5 separate regions of the Homo sapiens genome follow, and all the other regions are linked to region 3. Evidence: chromatin contacts called from ENCODE Hi-C or POLR2A ChIA-PET data. All regions are on one chromosome and are shown on one strand. The core of a region is the stretch at or near the end of the contact, and the rest is flanking DNA. Distances in the headings are between cores, read along the strand shown.

The links. Hi-C counts contacts between places; a loop is a spot of excess contacts on that map. ChIA-PET counts read pairs that join two places held with the same protein, here RNA polymerase II (POLR2A). Pooled maps may share reads with other maps.
Region 1: a loop to region 3 is called in a pooled map, with 4 times the contacts of the local background. The contact joins the enhancer-like site here to the promoter of PC in region 3. A Hi-C loop is called at or near these places in 1 of 50 pooled maps. POLR2A ChIA-PET finds 5 or more read pairs at or near these places in 4 of 52 experiments (A673, HEK293T, WTC11 and 1 more).
Region 2: a pooled map shows a loop between it and region 3 (8-fold over the local background). The contact joins the promoter of YIF1A here to the promoter of PC in region 3. A Hi-C loop is called at or near these places in 6 of 50 pooled maps.
Region 4: a pooled map shows a loop between it and region 3 (8-fold over the local background). The contact joins the promoter of NPAS4 here to the promoter of PC in region 3. A Hi-C loop is called at or near these places in 8 of 50 pooled maps.
Region 5: a pooled map shows a loop between it and region 3 (8-fold over the local background). The contact joins the promoter of SLC29A2 here to the promoter of PC in region 3. A Hi-C loop is called at or near these places in 6 of 50 pooled maps.

Annotation. Positions count from the first base shown.
Region 1 is chr11:67,557,041-67,560,221 of GRCh38, reverse strand. No RefSeq gene overlaps it. Among named protein-coding and RNA genes, the nearest start is that of GSTP1, 25 kb to the left of the region's middle. Within about 2 kb of position 1,626, at least 10 of the 41 ENCODE cell types and tissues checked have a DNase peak (open chromatin) inside an H3K27ac peak, as active enhancers do.
Region 2 is chr11:66,287,599-66,290,543 of GRCh38, reverse strand. It overlaps YIF1A (Yip1 interacting factor homolog A, membrane trafficking protein), which reads left to right and starts at 1,401. Exons shown (of 8, transcript NM_020470.3): 1 at 1,401-1,589; 2 at 2,252-2,463; 3 at 2,628-2,732; 4 at 2,868-2,945. The coding sequence starts at 1,559. RefSeq lists enhancers at 1,085-1,224, 1,092-1,386 and a silencer at 1,325-1,784.
Region 3 is chr11:66,956,936-66,959,741 of GRCh38, reverse strand. It overlaps PC (pyruvate carboxylase), which reads left to right and starts at 1,359. Exons shown (of 23, transcript NM_001040716.2): 1 at 1,359-1,420. RefSeq lists silencers at 922-1,281, 1,602-1,701 and enhancers at 1,352-1,401, 2,565-2,806.
Region 4 is chr11:66,419,554-66,422,478 of GRCh38, reverse strand. NPAS4 (neuronal PAS domain protein 4) reads right to left here and starts at 1,444. Exons shown (of 8, transcript NM_178864.4): 1 at 1,125-1,444; 2 at 208-359; 3 at 1-28. The coding sequence starts at 1,299. RefSeq lists silencers at 567-861, 555-869 and an enhancer at 802-1,398.
Region 5 is chr11:66,370,256-66,373,197 of GRCh38, reverse strand. SLC29A2 (solute carrier family 29 member 2) reads left to right here and starts at 1,438. Exons shown (of 12, transcript NM_001532.3): 1 at 1,438-1,635; 2 at 1,873-1,954. The coding sequence starts at 1,607. RefSeq lists a silencer at 983-1,742.

The sequences.
Region 1 (3,181 bases), core at 377-2,876, 600 kb before region 3:
TCCCTCCTCTGCAACAGAGCAAACCAAGCCTGTAGCTTTCTCCCCTCCTCAGTCTCCATCATGGAGAGCCCACTTTCTCACTCCAGTCCTCCTGGGCATTGCAGGGAATCGGCCCGTGATGGAGAATCAGGGTGGGGCATGGACAGGAGGCGGCACCTGGCATAGCCCAGTCCTCCATCTCCTCCTGCTGGTGCCCTCCACCCCTGCCTGCCTGACCCCAGGAAAAGCTGTTCATGGGACATCCAGGCCCTGGGCATAGAGATGGCCCCTCTCTGTCCAAATCACCCACCAGCCTATCTCCAGTCTTCCCTTAGGATTTGTTTTTTTAATATACATATTTTAAATGGAGATGGGATCTCAGTGTGTTGCCCAGGCTCGTCTCAAACTCCTGGCCTCCCACCTCAGCTTCCCAAGGCACTGAAATTATAGGCGTGAGCCACAGTGCCTGTCCAGGAATTTTTGAGAAATAAGTTTTCTCCACTTCATTACATATTGTTTTTATAATGAGCAGTACAGGAAAAAGCTGGCCAAAGGCATCATCTGGGCACAGCAAAGAAGGCACAGAGGGCACCTGAGGTCTTCGTCAGCTAAGCATCCTTTGCCTCTTCCTTTGGTAACAGAACCTCTCTTTCTTGGAGGAACCAAATCCATGTGATTGAACTGAAAGTGACCACTTCTGCCAAGGGGATAGGAACTGCATTCTCCTAGCCAAAGTGATTATTCAGGGAGGGGCAGGACCCAGTGAGCCACGCCAATGAAAGGCAACCCCAGAACTCATCAAAGAAAGCCTTAAAGTGACTTGGCCATATTTGCCACCCTGCAGGTACAGGCTGCCTGAGAATGAAGCCACAGAGAAGTAAGCAGTGTAGAGAAAAAGAATGCTGGCTGGGTGCAGTGGCTCATACCTGTAATCCCAACATTTTGGGAGGCTGAGGCGGACAGACCACTTGAGGTCAGAAGTTCGACACCAGCCTGGCCAACGCGGTGAAACCCCGTCTCCACTAAAAATTCAAAAATTAGCCGGGCACCTGTAGTCCCAGCCACTCGGGAGGCTGAGGCACGAGAATTGCTCGAACCCGGGAGGCGGAGGTTTCAGTGAGCCGAGATCGCACCACTGCACTCCAGCCTGGACGACAGAGCAAGACTCTGTCTCAAAAAAAAAAAAAAAAAGAGAGACAGAGGGAGAAAAACAATGTTTCATGGGGAGGAAGAGTGAGAAATGATGAAGAATTTGATGGAGCTCCTGGATCCAACGTGCGTAAAGCAGAAGCATCCGTTATCTTCCAGTTAACTGAGTCAGCAAATTCGCCTTTGATTGGGTTTCTGCTGCTTTCAATCAAAATCAGCCCAATACAAGTCGAAGAGTGAGAATGAGGAGTGAGCCCCGCCCCTGCTGCTGTGTGTGGCACATTTGCAGGCTCTGGGAGACGCTGGTTAGAGTCAGGGACAGTCGACGCTGTGGACCCCGTAGCGTGGCCTCAGCAAGCTGGAGCTGGGCCCAGGCTTCCCAGAATGAACCAGTAATACAGCAGTCAGTGTGCCTCCCCGCCCTCCTTGATTCCTGAAATAACTGGTTAAATATAAATTGGCCCCACCCCACTGAAGTACTCAAGAAGGAGAAAAAACAACTTAGTGATAGCAGTGTAGTCTCCGTCGAGTGTTTCTGGGCGGCACATTCACTAGAAGTCACGCCAGTTGCAAGTCAGAAACCCGGTGCTGCATGGGGTATGCTGCGTGTTGCCAACAAGTGACTTATTTTATCATCTACATTGCAAACCTAGAAGATGCCTCTTCAAAAGGTGTTGTTCAGAGAACCCCTGATCCCGCGGGGCTGGAACATGGACGTGACAGGGATGGCATCCTTGGCATGGCAGAGAGAGCAGGGGGAGCCTGGGTCCCTAACACCACGGAGTGCCCATTGCTTCGTGCAGAGGACACCGGACTTGTTGCAGAGTGAAAACATACTTCTAGCTTGTTTCAGCTGCTGCGGTTGGGGGACTTTGTAACCTCAGTGGGACTTGTATCTGATTAATATACAACCTGAAGTGAGAACAAGAACCAAAGAGAAGTAGGAAATGGTTAGGATTTTTTTAGCCCCGGAAGGTGAATTTATTTCTGAAAACAATCTTTTGTTTTTCTTTAAATAAAAAGCGGCTTTTTAAAATAAAGAAACAGCCAAACTAAATACATGTTGGGCAAATATGTAAAGACTTTGGGCTGGGCGCAGTGGCTCATGCCTATAATCCCAGCATTTTGGGAGGCCAAGGCGGGCAGATCATTTGCGGTCAGGAGTTTGAGACCAGCCTGGCCAACATGGTGAAACGCTGTCTCTACTAAAAACACACAAAAAAGAGCCGGGTGTGGTGGCACACACCTGTAGTCTCAGCTACTCGGGAGGCTGAGGCAGGAGAATCACTTGAACCCAGGAGGCAGAGGTTGCAGTGAGCCGAGATCGCACCACTGCTCTCCAGCCTGGGTGACAGAGTGAGACCCCTCTCAAAAAAAAAAAAAAAAAAGACTTTGAAAGGGGCCAGTTGTGGTGGTTCACGCCTGTAATCCCAGCACTTTGGGAGGCCAAGGCAGGTGGATCACTTGAGCCCAGGAGTTCGAGACCAGCTTGGGCAACATGGCAAGACCCCATCTCTACCAAAAAAAAAAAAAAAAAAAAAAAAGACTTCAAAGGGACAATAAATTACTAGCCTATCTGTGTCCATATTTCATAGTCTAGTCCCTAATATTTAAAACAAATAGCCTTAAGACGATTTGTGTGCCATTATTATACACCCCTTAAGCATATAAAAAGGTAAAAACATGTTCAGTGTCATTAGGAAATGCAATTTTTTTTTTCAAGATGGAGTTTCACTCTGTCGCCCAGGCCAGAGTGCAGTGGTGTGATCTCTGCTTACTGCAACCTCCACCTCCCAGATTCAAGTGATTCTCCTGCCTCAGCCTCCCGGGTAGCTGGGATTACAGACATGTGCCACTATGCTCGGCTAATTTGTGTATTTTTAGTAAGGACGCGGTTTCACCATGTTGGCCAGGCTGGTCTCCAACTCCTGACCTCAGGTGATCTGCCTGCCTCAGCCTTCCAAAGTGCTGGGATTACAGGCATGAGCCACCATGCCCGGCCAGAAATGTAAATTAAAGCCACAGTGAAATATCACTGCACGCAGGGCACTAA
Region 2 (2,945 bases), core at 152-2,651, 670 kb after region 3:
GGAAGACAAGGGTGGAAGTGGAGAATGACAACAGGGCCTGTCCTCATGGAACTTACATGCAGGGCAAATTGGGTGCACCCAGAGGGGGCCTAGAACCCAACCTATGACCTCCACCCCTGACCGGGTCAGGTCTCTGTCCCCTTTGTCCCTCTGAGAGGCACGAGATGAACTAACTCTTAAAGATAACTAGGCTTATGGACAAGTGGATATGAGGGGGAAGGGCATCCCAGGTGGAGGGGACCTCTGGGCAATGGCACTGCAATCAGACCACGTGGGCTGAGTTTGGGGAGCAGGAAGGTCATCTGGTGTAACTGGATACCTGGTAGCTAATTAGAGAGGTCGCAGAGAACCTGCTCATGCTCTCTAGAAAGCGGTGGCTGAAGGTCTGTGAGAGGGAGGCCCCTGAAGACTGTCTCCGCGGGGTTGGGAGTGATCAGAACCTGGGTGGAGAGAAAGGAACCCCCGGGACTACAAGTGAGGCTTAGGGGCCTCACTTCAAGAAGACCACAGGCCCGGCGATGACTCAGGAGTTTAGGCTGCAGCTTCAGGACGCAAATCAGCACACCTCTGCCCCCAAATCTGCTGGACTACGGGAGAGTCTATGGGACAGGCCCGGGGCAGGATCCTGCCCCACCTATACCACCCAATCTCTCAGACTTCGGATCCTCTGGGCCCCAGTTTTGCAGTATGCGTGTATGTGTGCGTGCGGCCACGCGCTCGCTAGGAGCGTGTGGTTCGAGACCCCAAATCTTCCCATACGCAGGCCCCCGGGAGTCTACAGGATGGCGGCTGAGGCGGGAGGACATTTTCAGCACCGGACGACGGACAGCACCCGCGCGGAGAAGAGGAGTGGGAGGCGGGTGGAGTCAGCATCCTGGGGCTTGCTTGGCAGCTCTGTCACTGATAGGTCCGGCCTCCCACCACCACCTCCGGGTCTGCCGGGGCTCCGTTCCAAGATTGGGTGAAGTGTAGGTGACGGGGGAGGAAAACAAGCCCAGAGAGGGAGAAACAGGCGCCCCGAAGGGCAGGGCTTGGTTGGAACTCGACCGCCCCGTTCCCTCCTGGAGTACGTCCCACCAAGGAAGCTTTGCTCCTGACTCCGGCTGCAGGTTACCTCTCGACTCCCTGGTGTAGTCGTGGCAGGGTGCGTCAAGTGCCTCACCGCGCAGGCGCGCAAATAATTCTCGCCCACCTTCTTTCTTAACTCTTCTATTGGCTGTTCCCACCGTGAACTGGCAAGCCCGTGATCCAATCCCAGGCACCGCAAGTCGCTCCGCCTGTCCCTCACCCGGATGTTGCCTTCTGCCGAATCCGCTCAGGCCAGAGCTCGTCAGTGGCCAATTGGGAGAGGGGAGGGGCGAGCCGGCGCCGCCGAAGAGCCAATGGCAGGCGCGGGGGATGACGCCACGGACATGGTGGCCGAGACCGGCGGGGTGGGGGACGTGTCGCGCGGCCGGGTGGCCTCGGTCGGTACCCTGGGCGCGGAGCAGCTGCCTCATTAGTATTCGTACCCACGAGGCGGCGCAGCGGGCCCTCGGGGACAGCGAGCGTCGCGGCCATGGCTTATCACTCGGGCTACGGAGCCCACGGTGCGTGGGGCGCGGGCGGGGCGCGGCGCGGCCGGCGGGGGGAGAGTCGGCGGCGTGGCCCGCTCACCCCGAGGGAGATAGCGACTGGGACCGCCGCCCAGGGCGGGGGTGTCACTCGGGTTCCTGCCCCTCGTAACACTCCAACACGTCCCGGACTTCGCCCTCTCGGCCCAGTCCTGGGAATCCCATGCCGGAGTCGGGCAAAAACGGGGTCCGCCTCCTCCTCCAGAAACTCCTTTGACTGTTGTGAACCTGATGAGGTCCCTGATCACTGTCCAGGGCCTCCAGGTAGCCAGCTGTCGCCTCTCCCAGCTTTGTTCACGGAAGGATGCCCTCCCAGTTATTTTCACCTAGCACACTTCTACTCACTGTGGCTCAGTTCAGAGGTCACTTCCAGTGAGAGGCCTTCAGAAACCCCAAGTGGGCAACCAGTTCTAGGCGCTGCCTCAGCTCTTTCTTTGCCTACATTTAGCAACGGATTTCTCGCAAAGGATCCCTCATCACAGTTTTTTCTCAGTTAGCTCCCCCTCACCCAGCTTGGGGTCCCCTCACTGATCGGTGCCTCCAGGACCCGTGCAGGGCTGTCCAGCCAGGGAAGGGGCGGTGGTTTGGGCTCATGCTTGGTATTTCTGTCATCTACTCTGATACCTCCAAACCCACAGGCTCCAAGCACAGGGCCCGGGCAGCCCCGGATCCCCCTCCCCTCTTCGATGACACAAGCGGTGGTTATTCCAGCCAGCCCGGGGGATACCCAGCCACAGGAGCAGACGTGGCCTTCAGTGTCAACCACTTGCTTGGGGACCCAATGGCCAATGTGGCTATGGCCTATGGCAGCTCCATCGCATCCCATGGGAAGGACATGGTGCACAAGGAGGTGTGGCCTGCCCCCGGGGCACGGGTGGCAGAATTTTTGGCTAGGGCTGGGGCATCATGGGATTCCACCCGATTCCTCACAGTGCCCTCAGGGATGGAGCACACAGAGGGGCACCCTGAGGCCTGGGGTGCGGCTTGCCCACAGCTTCCTCTCTCCCCTCCCAGCTGCACCGTTTTGTGTCTGTGAGCAAACTCAAGTATTTTTTTGCTGTGGACACAGCCTACGTGGCCAAGAAGCTAGGGCTGCTGGTCTTCCCCTACACACACCAGGTGAGCTTCCTACCAAGGGAGCTGGTGGGCCTTCCTCATTCTGCCCGAGTCTGGCCCCCAGACCTCAACCCCCTTCTCTCCTCTTTTCTCTTCTTCCCCTCCTGATGTGGCCGCTGCTGCCACTGCCACTGCCAGAACTGGGAAGTGCAGTACAGTCGTGATGCTCCTCTGCCCCCCCGGCAAGACCTCAACGCCCCTGACCTCTATATCCCC
Region 3 (2,806 bases), core at 110-2,609:
ACTGCAACACCCTCTTCCAAAAGAATAGCTGTTACTAGCATTAGGCATCAGCCATATCCACACGGAAAGGTAAAAACCTCAGGCATTTGGGAAGGGCTGCCCCCACAGATCATTCACAAGTAAATTCTTGCTGGCCTCCCATAAACAAGGACAGGTCAATTGTAGCTTCAGGTCTACAATCTAAGTCTAGCTCCTAAAAATTCCACAATAAGAATGTCATTACAAGCTTATTTTCCCAGGTGCAGAACAAAGTCAAAACTACCTACTCAGAGACATCTGCATAACTGACTCTTCCTTTACTCTCTTTTTCTCTTCAGACATTCATCTCATCTTACGTAGATTTACCGGGCATTAGCTAAAGTCCCATAGGAATGTAACTATTGTCCTAATCGCCTACTTGCCCTTCTTCCTACATGCCTTCCCCTCATTCCCCCTTTAAGGAAATGCATAAATACTAAACCTCCCGAAAACCTCTTCGGAAAAACAACCACGGATGTGTCTGTGGTTCGTGTTTTTCCCGAGCACGCCCTCAAACTGGATTAATAAGCCTCGATGACAGAGACTTATGCCTCAGTCACTTGTTCCACTTGTCAAAGCTTTCCTCTTTGACAAGTGTCTTGGGTCTTGTCAAGTGTCTTGTGTCTCAAACAAGGCTTCCAAACCCCCTAGGTCCTGAGTAGCTTCGCTCTGCAGATGACAAAACCGAGACTCAGAGGTTAAGTTGCTTGCCCAAGGTCACACAGACGTACTGTAGACCCCCATCATCATCTACGCAGCTGTTAAAGGACATAGTCATGTAACCCGTGTGGCACAAGCGCCTTCTCCTTCCTCCTGCCCTTCGCTAACGTTAGCTTTTCCTGCGACCTCTTCTCCGCTAGCCAGCGCGTATCTGCGTCTAGCCGGGATGCCTGAGCCCCAGTGCGAACTGTTGTGCTTGCAGCTTCGGGAGACACGTGCTACTCGGGTGAATGAATCGAACGTCCCCACCCCCGCCGACAGCCAATAACTGCGAGCCACAGCCCGGCCACTTCCGCCTATTGCGGGCGTCGGCTAGGGTCCGGCGGCCCACGTGAGGCTCCGGAGACAAGGGAGTAGGCGGTGGTGCGCCAGGGGCGGGCTCTCCCAGCCTCGCCACTTATCCAGGCGCTCGCCGGGGACGGGAGGGGCGGGGCTGACGTGGGGCGCCAAGGCTTAAACGTGACGGACAGGCGGGCACAGGGAGGAGTCCAGAGCCTAGGGGCGAGGAGTGACGGAGAACACTGCCCAATAACGGGAGGGGTTGGGCTGTCTGGGCCAATAGGAAGTCCGTAAGGCGGGGCCGGGACTGCAGCAAGTTCGGTTGCACGGAGACCGCAGCTGTTCTCTGTCAGTGGAGGCAGCAGCGGTAGAGGCGGCGGCGAGGACTGGCGACGGCGAGGAGGTGAGTGTCCGCCGCGCTCCGCACGGTCCTCTTCCCGCGGCGGGTCGGAGCGGGTGGACGTGCGCCGGCACCGCTGCGAGGGACGCTTATGTAAGGGTCGCGCGCGCAAAGGCGGCGCGGGCTCCGCGAGTGACGGCTGGAGGAGACAGCGACGGGCTGTGCGCGGTGCGCGACGCGACGCAGCGGACGGCGCCCCTCCCCCTCGCGCGGGGGCTCGGCCGGCTGGACCCGCCCCCGGACCCGCCCCCGGCTGCAGCCCCCGAGCGCCCCTCCGCAGCGTCCGCCTGCGGGCTGCCTCATTCTTGCTCTCGGGCCCATTTTGCAGATGGAGAAACTGACTAAAGCGCCTCGCGCGAGGTCCCTGAGGGTTCGAACCCAAGTCTGTCAGGATCGGGAGCCCAAGTTGTCCCCATCGTACTGGATGTGGCTCAGCTCTGCAGGAAGCCGCGGCGTGTAAGGCGAGGGCTTTCCTTGTTCCTTGCTCTCGCACTCCGCCTCCCGTAGGATCCTCTACTTTGTTTCAGACGGGGAAGCTCCAGGCGCCCAGACGCAGTGATTCGCCCAAGGCCGCTCATTCAGGAGGTGGGGCTGGGCTCAGCCCCTTATTTCTCCAGCTTTTAGTAGTTTACAAAGCGCATCAGAGTCGGAAGCCAAGTCCCTAGGTCCCTGGCAACTTTGAGATTCTTTTGTTTTCTTTTCTTTTTTAGACAGGGTCTTGCTGTCACCCACCCAGGCTGGAGTGCAGTGGCGCGATCTCGGCTCACTGCAGTCTCGACCTCCCGGGCTCAAGCGACCCTCCTGCCACAGTCCCCCAGTGCTGGGACTACAGGCGGGCGCCACCACGCCTAGCTAATTTTTGTATTTTTTGGTAGAGACGAGGTTCCGTCATGTTGCCCAGGCTGGTCTCGAACTCCTACGCTCAAGCGAGCGGCCTGCCCTGGCTTCCCAAAGTGCTGAGATTACAGGCGTGCCTCGTCTGAAATTCTAAAAAATCAGATTGTGTCTTTATTTTGTGAGAAGAGGTAGGCCTGGGCTCCTTACCCGTTCTCCAGCTGAGAAAACAGGCTCAGAGAAGTACCAACACTTGCTGATGACAACCAGAACCTCCAGAGTGCCTGCCATCTGCCTCCCTATTGCTCCCGTACCCACTGCCACCATCAGCCCTGGCTGGCCTCCCCCAAGGCACCCTTTCCCTGTATGTGATGCAAACACTTGTGCTGGGGGTGGATGTGCTCAGCATTTCTCTCACTTGCAGCTACAGCTTCCTGCCTGCAGGCTCTCCTTAACTGTTGAACTCTTAATCACATTCTTTTGCACACCTACAGTGTTCCTATCCCTACACTGGGCCGAGAGACAGCGTGGGCGATGAGGTCAATCCTTGTCCTG
Region 4 (2,925 bases), core at 195-2,694, 540 kb after region 3:
TGCTGTCACCCTGGGCAACCAGGTCCACCTGGAGGGAGGAAAAGAAGAGATGACCATTAGGGAGAACAGCAGGAGCCAATCTTTGATCTACAGTATCTTGTAGGGTATAACCTCTCCCTCCATAGTAATTCCCAGTTCCTCAGGAGTGGAAGGCTCACGGCACCCACTCCATGCCCAGCCTCAGCTGAAAGGACCCTTAGCACTCACCATGGAGTGGCCCAGATGCTCGCTCACACTCTCAGACAGGTAGAGCAATTTCCCCTCGGCTGTGAACACAAGCAGAAAGCCGGGTAGTGCCGCTACGATGTCCTCAAGCTCTTGAGCTGAGAGAAGCCCCGTGGGGCCCGCCAGAGGAGTGCCTGTAGGGCGAGAAGACGTAGTGCGTCAGGAGTAAGACTGGGAGGCAGAGAAGAAGTGAGGAAGGCATGGTCTGAGTTTCAGAGAATCCAGAGGAATTTCTCATGGACCTGCCTCTGCAAACACCTGTTGACCCGCTGCCCGCAGCTCTTGGCCAGGGAACCTGTTGCTGTATCTCCATAGCCCACAAGCCCTCGACTTCTAAAGCGGGGTCGGCTCCTCTCGGCTCTTAATTTCAGAACCGCGGACAGAGCTCCAAAGCGGCTCTGAATTTCAGAACCGCGGACAGAGCTCCGAAGCCGACTGTGGGTTCAGAACCATGGACAGAGCCATACACGGCCGGCGCAGCCGTCAGCACCATGGGCAGCGCCCCGAAGGCGACAGGAGATCCCTTTCAGCACCGCGGACAGTAGCTATGTTCCCCTAGGCTCAGGCAGCTCCATCCCTGCAACTTCCCGGGCTTCCCTCCCCGGCTCCCGGAGCGCTTCTGCACTGGCGGGCACCGAGGCCGCTCTGTCCTGGCTCTTATCCTCTCATAATCTGGTGTTAGGGACACCGTCCAGGCTCTCTAACTCTCATTCAGAACTAAGGTGAGGTCTGGAGGGAGCTCAGGAGGAAAAGTAGAAAGTCCCGAATCTCCCGAGTCCCGAATCTCCCCAGCTCGCCAGCACGCTGCCCTAGACATGCGACAGCCCCAGCGGGTTCCCTCAGCTCCAGGGTCTCCGGCGCCTGGCAGCTCGGATCTGCGGTAGCCCCAGCATGCTCACCACCAGCGAAGAAGACGCCCTTGCGAGTGTAGATGCAGGCGAGGCTCATGATGTGCAGGTAGGACAGCCGGACCTTGTCCGCTTCGGCCAGCGGCAGCAGCTCCTTGAGGTTCCGGATCTCGGCGTTGATCTGGTCCCGGCGCGCCTTGGAGGCGCCCTTGGTGGAGCGGTACATGACCGGCGGCTGCGGAGCTCCAGCTCGGGTGCCCGAGCACCTGCGCTCCCGTCCCGACGCACCGGCGGCTTCCTCCTCCGTGCTTCCCCGTCTCTCGCTCAGGCTCGCTCTCTGCTCTCCTGGGCTCCGCTCGGCTGCGCTGCCCCCCTCGCCTGCCTCACGCCGCCTTATATAGCTCCTGCCAGGCGTGGGGGGCTCGTTTTAGAGCCGGGGGGGCGGGAGAGCGGGAGGCTGGGCTAAGCAAGCTGCAGCGGGAGCCGCTGACTGGGGAGGGGGGCTCCTCCTCCCGCCCGGCTTCCGACGTCATCTCATGACGTAGAATGAGAGAGGGAGGGAGGCGGGCGAGGGGGGAGCAGGAGGCTGCGGAGGGGGCCAAGCCTGGCGGGAGCTGAGCGGAGAGGAAGGCGCTGCGTTAGGAAAGCTTGAATGGAGTGTGGGGACCCTGGCGTCTGAATGCGTTCAGTTGAGGGAAGCGACAGGGCCAGGTTTAGGGCGGCCTGAAGCCCGCGGCAGGAGTCCGCAGAGGGCAGAGAGGGGCCGGCACTGACACTAATTTTTCTGAGGAGTTGAGGGAATGGGGAAGAACAGGGTTGTCTACAAATCCCCCTCGTTACTTGACAGACAAGGTCACGTTCACATGCAGGGAAGGAGGACTTTCCTTGGCCTCCGTGGGACAGGTCACTGCTGGGGTTCCTCTCTGGGGACTATTTAACCTGGGATTCCCTTGGCCATTTTTAGAGAACAAATTCCCGCCCCCGCTTCCCAAATCGGGCCTTGGCGGCTTATCAGGGGGTGTTCATGGGGGTCTAAGTCCCGAGGATGGGTGGAAAGGGAGTCCGGTGGGAAAGGGACCAGCTGAATTTGGCGTTGATCCTGTTTTCCCACAGCCAAGAATAGAAACCAACATCAGCGCTGTAGTCTGCAGTGATTCGTGGTTTCCCTCTCAGCTAATTAACCTTACTGAAGGGGAAACTGAGGCAGGGACGTGGGGGCACGGCGAGGACCTGGGTCTGCACTTAGGCATCCCTTCCCCCCGTTGCCGGCCCCCAAGCGAGCGCTTCCCCCCGCCCTGCTGCCAGCCTCTGTCTCCCCGCGGGCCGGGGGCGGGGGCGGGGCCGGGGGAATCCCAGCTCCATATTAGGACAGGAATCCTCCGGCGGCTGCCGCGGCTGCGGCGGGCGGGGCCTGGCTGCCTCCGCACCGCTCCGGAGGGCTCCCCGCCCTGCCTAGGCGGGCAAGATGGGGGAGCAGCTGAGAAGCGAAGGGGCAGCGCCGGACCCTCCATGACCCCTGCACCTACCAGGGACCCTGTATTTTTGCCAGGTTCCCTCCACCCCTCTCCACATTTGCGCCTCTAAGGCTCCTGGCTCTGCCTCTCCACCTTCAGCTCTCCACTTTCCACCTTCGTTTCTTTTTCTGTCCTTTCATATCCTTTTCTATCCTTTTCATATCCTGTCACCTTTGCCCTATCCCCACCCCCCCACACACCCGCTTTTTTTCTCTTTTCACCACAGATGATTGCTCTCTACAGGGGCGAGGATGTGCCGTTCTTATCCTGGGATTCAATAATGCAAGAAGCAAGTGGGCTAGGGAATGTTCTTATCTGAAATCTCGTTTGATGGAGTA
Region 5 (2,942 bases), core at 189-2,688, 590 kb after region 3:
GAGTAGCCCTGAAAATAAAGTTGCTATAAAAATAAATATAAGAAAAATACAAGTTAATAACTTTTGATAAAATTGTCAGCAGACCCTCTGAGGCTAACTGAGGGGAAGGGATGGGAAGGCAGATTAAGAAGTGTTAGCAACCTGTTAACACCCTTGACATATTCAGAGGCTTGAAAGAAAATGGGAAGAATAACTTTCTCTTTCGGTGTAATTTAATGCTGTCTCTGTTCTCCCTAAAATCACCTGCATTTTACTGCAACCACCCATTTATCACTCAACGGCGCTAGATGCTGCCAGTAAACCAATGGACCAGATAAGCACAGCCTCTGCCCCTACAGACTCTCAGTCGGCTGGAGGAAAAACATAAGCAACCTGGGAATGGCTATAAAATGTCATTGCTTAAGAAAATAGTTTGTGGCCGGGCGTGGTGGCTCACGCCTGTAATAGCAACATTTTGGGAGGCCGATGCGGGCGGATCACCTGAGGTCAAGAGTTCGAGACCAGCCTGGTCAAAAGATGAGTTCGAGACTAGACTGGCCACCTCTTCAGTAGAGCTGGTGAAGCCCCGTTTCTACTAAAAATACAAAAATTAACCGGACGTGGTGGCATGCGCCTGTAGTCCCAGCTACTCCTGAGGCTGAGGCACCAGAATCGCTTGAACCTGCCTGGGAGGGGGAGGTTGCAGTGAGCCAAGATCACGCCACTGCACTTCCGCCTGGGCGACAGAGCGACACTCAGTCTCAAAAAAACTAGTTTGTGTTTTGGAGCCTCTCACTTCTCCAGCGTCCCCGATACGCCCGGGGATTGCAGAGAACCCACACCTATTCGTAGATTATGAGAGTAGGAGCAAATTAATGATTTATAGTCTTTTCAAATTTTTTTTTTTAACAGAAAAAGAGTAGGGAGTTGAAAGTAATGCTGTTTTTTTCCAGGCACTCCCGGGGACCCAGCGCGGCGAAGCCCGCCAGGATCGCGGGCGACCTGTGGCAGCTCTGGTTCCCCCGCCCGGGCCCGGCTCGGGTTACGCTCTGGGCGGGGACTCCGCAGCGGCTCCCTAGTTAGGGGGCGCCCCGGTGGGTTCCAGCTTTAGGGGTCGCAGGAGCGGCTCTGGCATCACCTCGGAGCTGACGAAGCGGGAAGAGCCCCGCACCAGTGCTGCCCCTACAGAGCTCTCGGCGGGGGGTGGAGGTGAGGTTACACCTCGTCCCTACCCCCGCCTTCCCCTCCGCCGCAGGGATCCGGGACCCGCCCCCGCGGAGAGGACGGGGGGCTGCGGGGAGGGGCTGTGCGGGGAGCGGGCGGGTTCCGCAGGCCCCTAGGTGGGGCGGGGCCCGAGCCAGAGTCGAGTCCCTGAGGCGGGTGGGGGAAGGAGAGACGGGTGGCGCGACCCTCTGTCCCCGCCTCGGGGCGGAGCCCAGGTCCCAGCCTGCGGAGCGCGAGACACGCCGAAATCCGCCCGAGGCTACCTGTGCGACTCCAGCCGCCCTGCACCGGAATCTGGGGAGACCCGCCCCCCGCCCCACCGGTCTGCGGCCCTCCGCCCCAGCGCAGGTGCAGGTGCGGCTTCTCTGCCCCTTTCACCCCAGGCGCATCCGCCGCGGCGGCCATGGCGCGAGGAGACGCCCCGCGGGACAGGTGAGTGGGCCCGGGTGCGTTGCAAGTGGCCGGGGGCGTTGCAGACCCGCTCCCTGAAGGCGCTCCGAGGCTCAGAGAAGACCGGATCGAACTACAATTCCCATCAGCCGACTCCCTCGGCCGCCGGAACCGGGGTGATCGGGGTTGTAGTCCGCTCCGGAGGGGGTGGCCTGGGAGGCGGGAGGGCCTGCGGAGGCGGGTGCGTCCTCGGGGTGACCTTCCCACCGATCCCCACAGCTACCACCTGGTCGGGATCAGCTTCTTCATCCTGGGGCTGGGCACCCTCCTTCCCTGGAACTTCTTCATCACCGCCATCCCGGTGAGACTCCTGGCGGCGTGGCAGCCTCGTGGCCACAGCCAGCACCCCTCCCTCCAGCCCTTTGGATGAAGCTTAGCGGGCGCTTCCTCACCGCGCACCTGTGACCCCTCGTTGAGCTCATTATGGGCTGAAGCTCGGAGAGGGGAATGCTTCCCCCGTGGCTAGGAAAGTAGAACTTCAGCAATGCCCACATCTCAGAGGGGCAAGGCCACCAGCCCACAGGGTCTGGAATGAGCAAAGGCGCTGCCACCCCTCTCTGTGTGTCGTTATTCCTGAGTCAGTCACCCCAAAAGTCGGTTATCGAACGTTTGATTTTCTTTGAAATACCATGAATTTCATTCATTCACTCATTCATTCAACAAACTTTTTTTTTTTTTTTTTTTTTGAGACAGAGTCTGGCTCTTTCGCCCAGGCTGGAGTGCAGTGGCGCCATCTCGGCTCACTGCAAGCTCCGCCTCCCGGGTTCACGCCATTCTCCTGCCTCACCCTCCCGAGTAGCTGGGACTACAGGCGCCCGCCGCCACGCGCGGCTATTTTTTTTTGTATTTTTAGTAGAGACGGGGTTTCACCGTGTTAGCCAGGATGGTCTCGATCTCCTGACCTCGTGATCCTCCCGCCTCGGCCTCCCAAAGTGCTGGGATTACAGGCGTGAGCCACCGTGCCCAGCCTCATTCAACAAACTTTTAATGTGCATCTACTGTGGAGCAGGCACTGGGGACACAGGAGGAAACAGCAGGGAGGCTCTTCAGGGAAGGCAGAAATGTGGGGTTTGCATTGTCTTTGGGACCGGGTTATTCATCTGTATTCACTGCAACAACTTTGCAAATGCTTCTTGGGTACTGGCTCTGTGCTGGGCCCTGGAAACCCAGAGATGAATCAGCCCCTGGGCTTGAGAGCAAGAGGGGGCCAAAGAGCTATTAATAATGTAACATGATGCGTGACATTCCAGGCTTGCAGCAGAGTGCAGTGGGTCCCCAGGGGAGGGAGA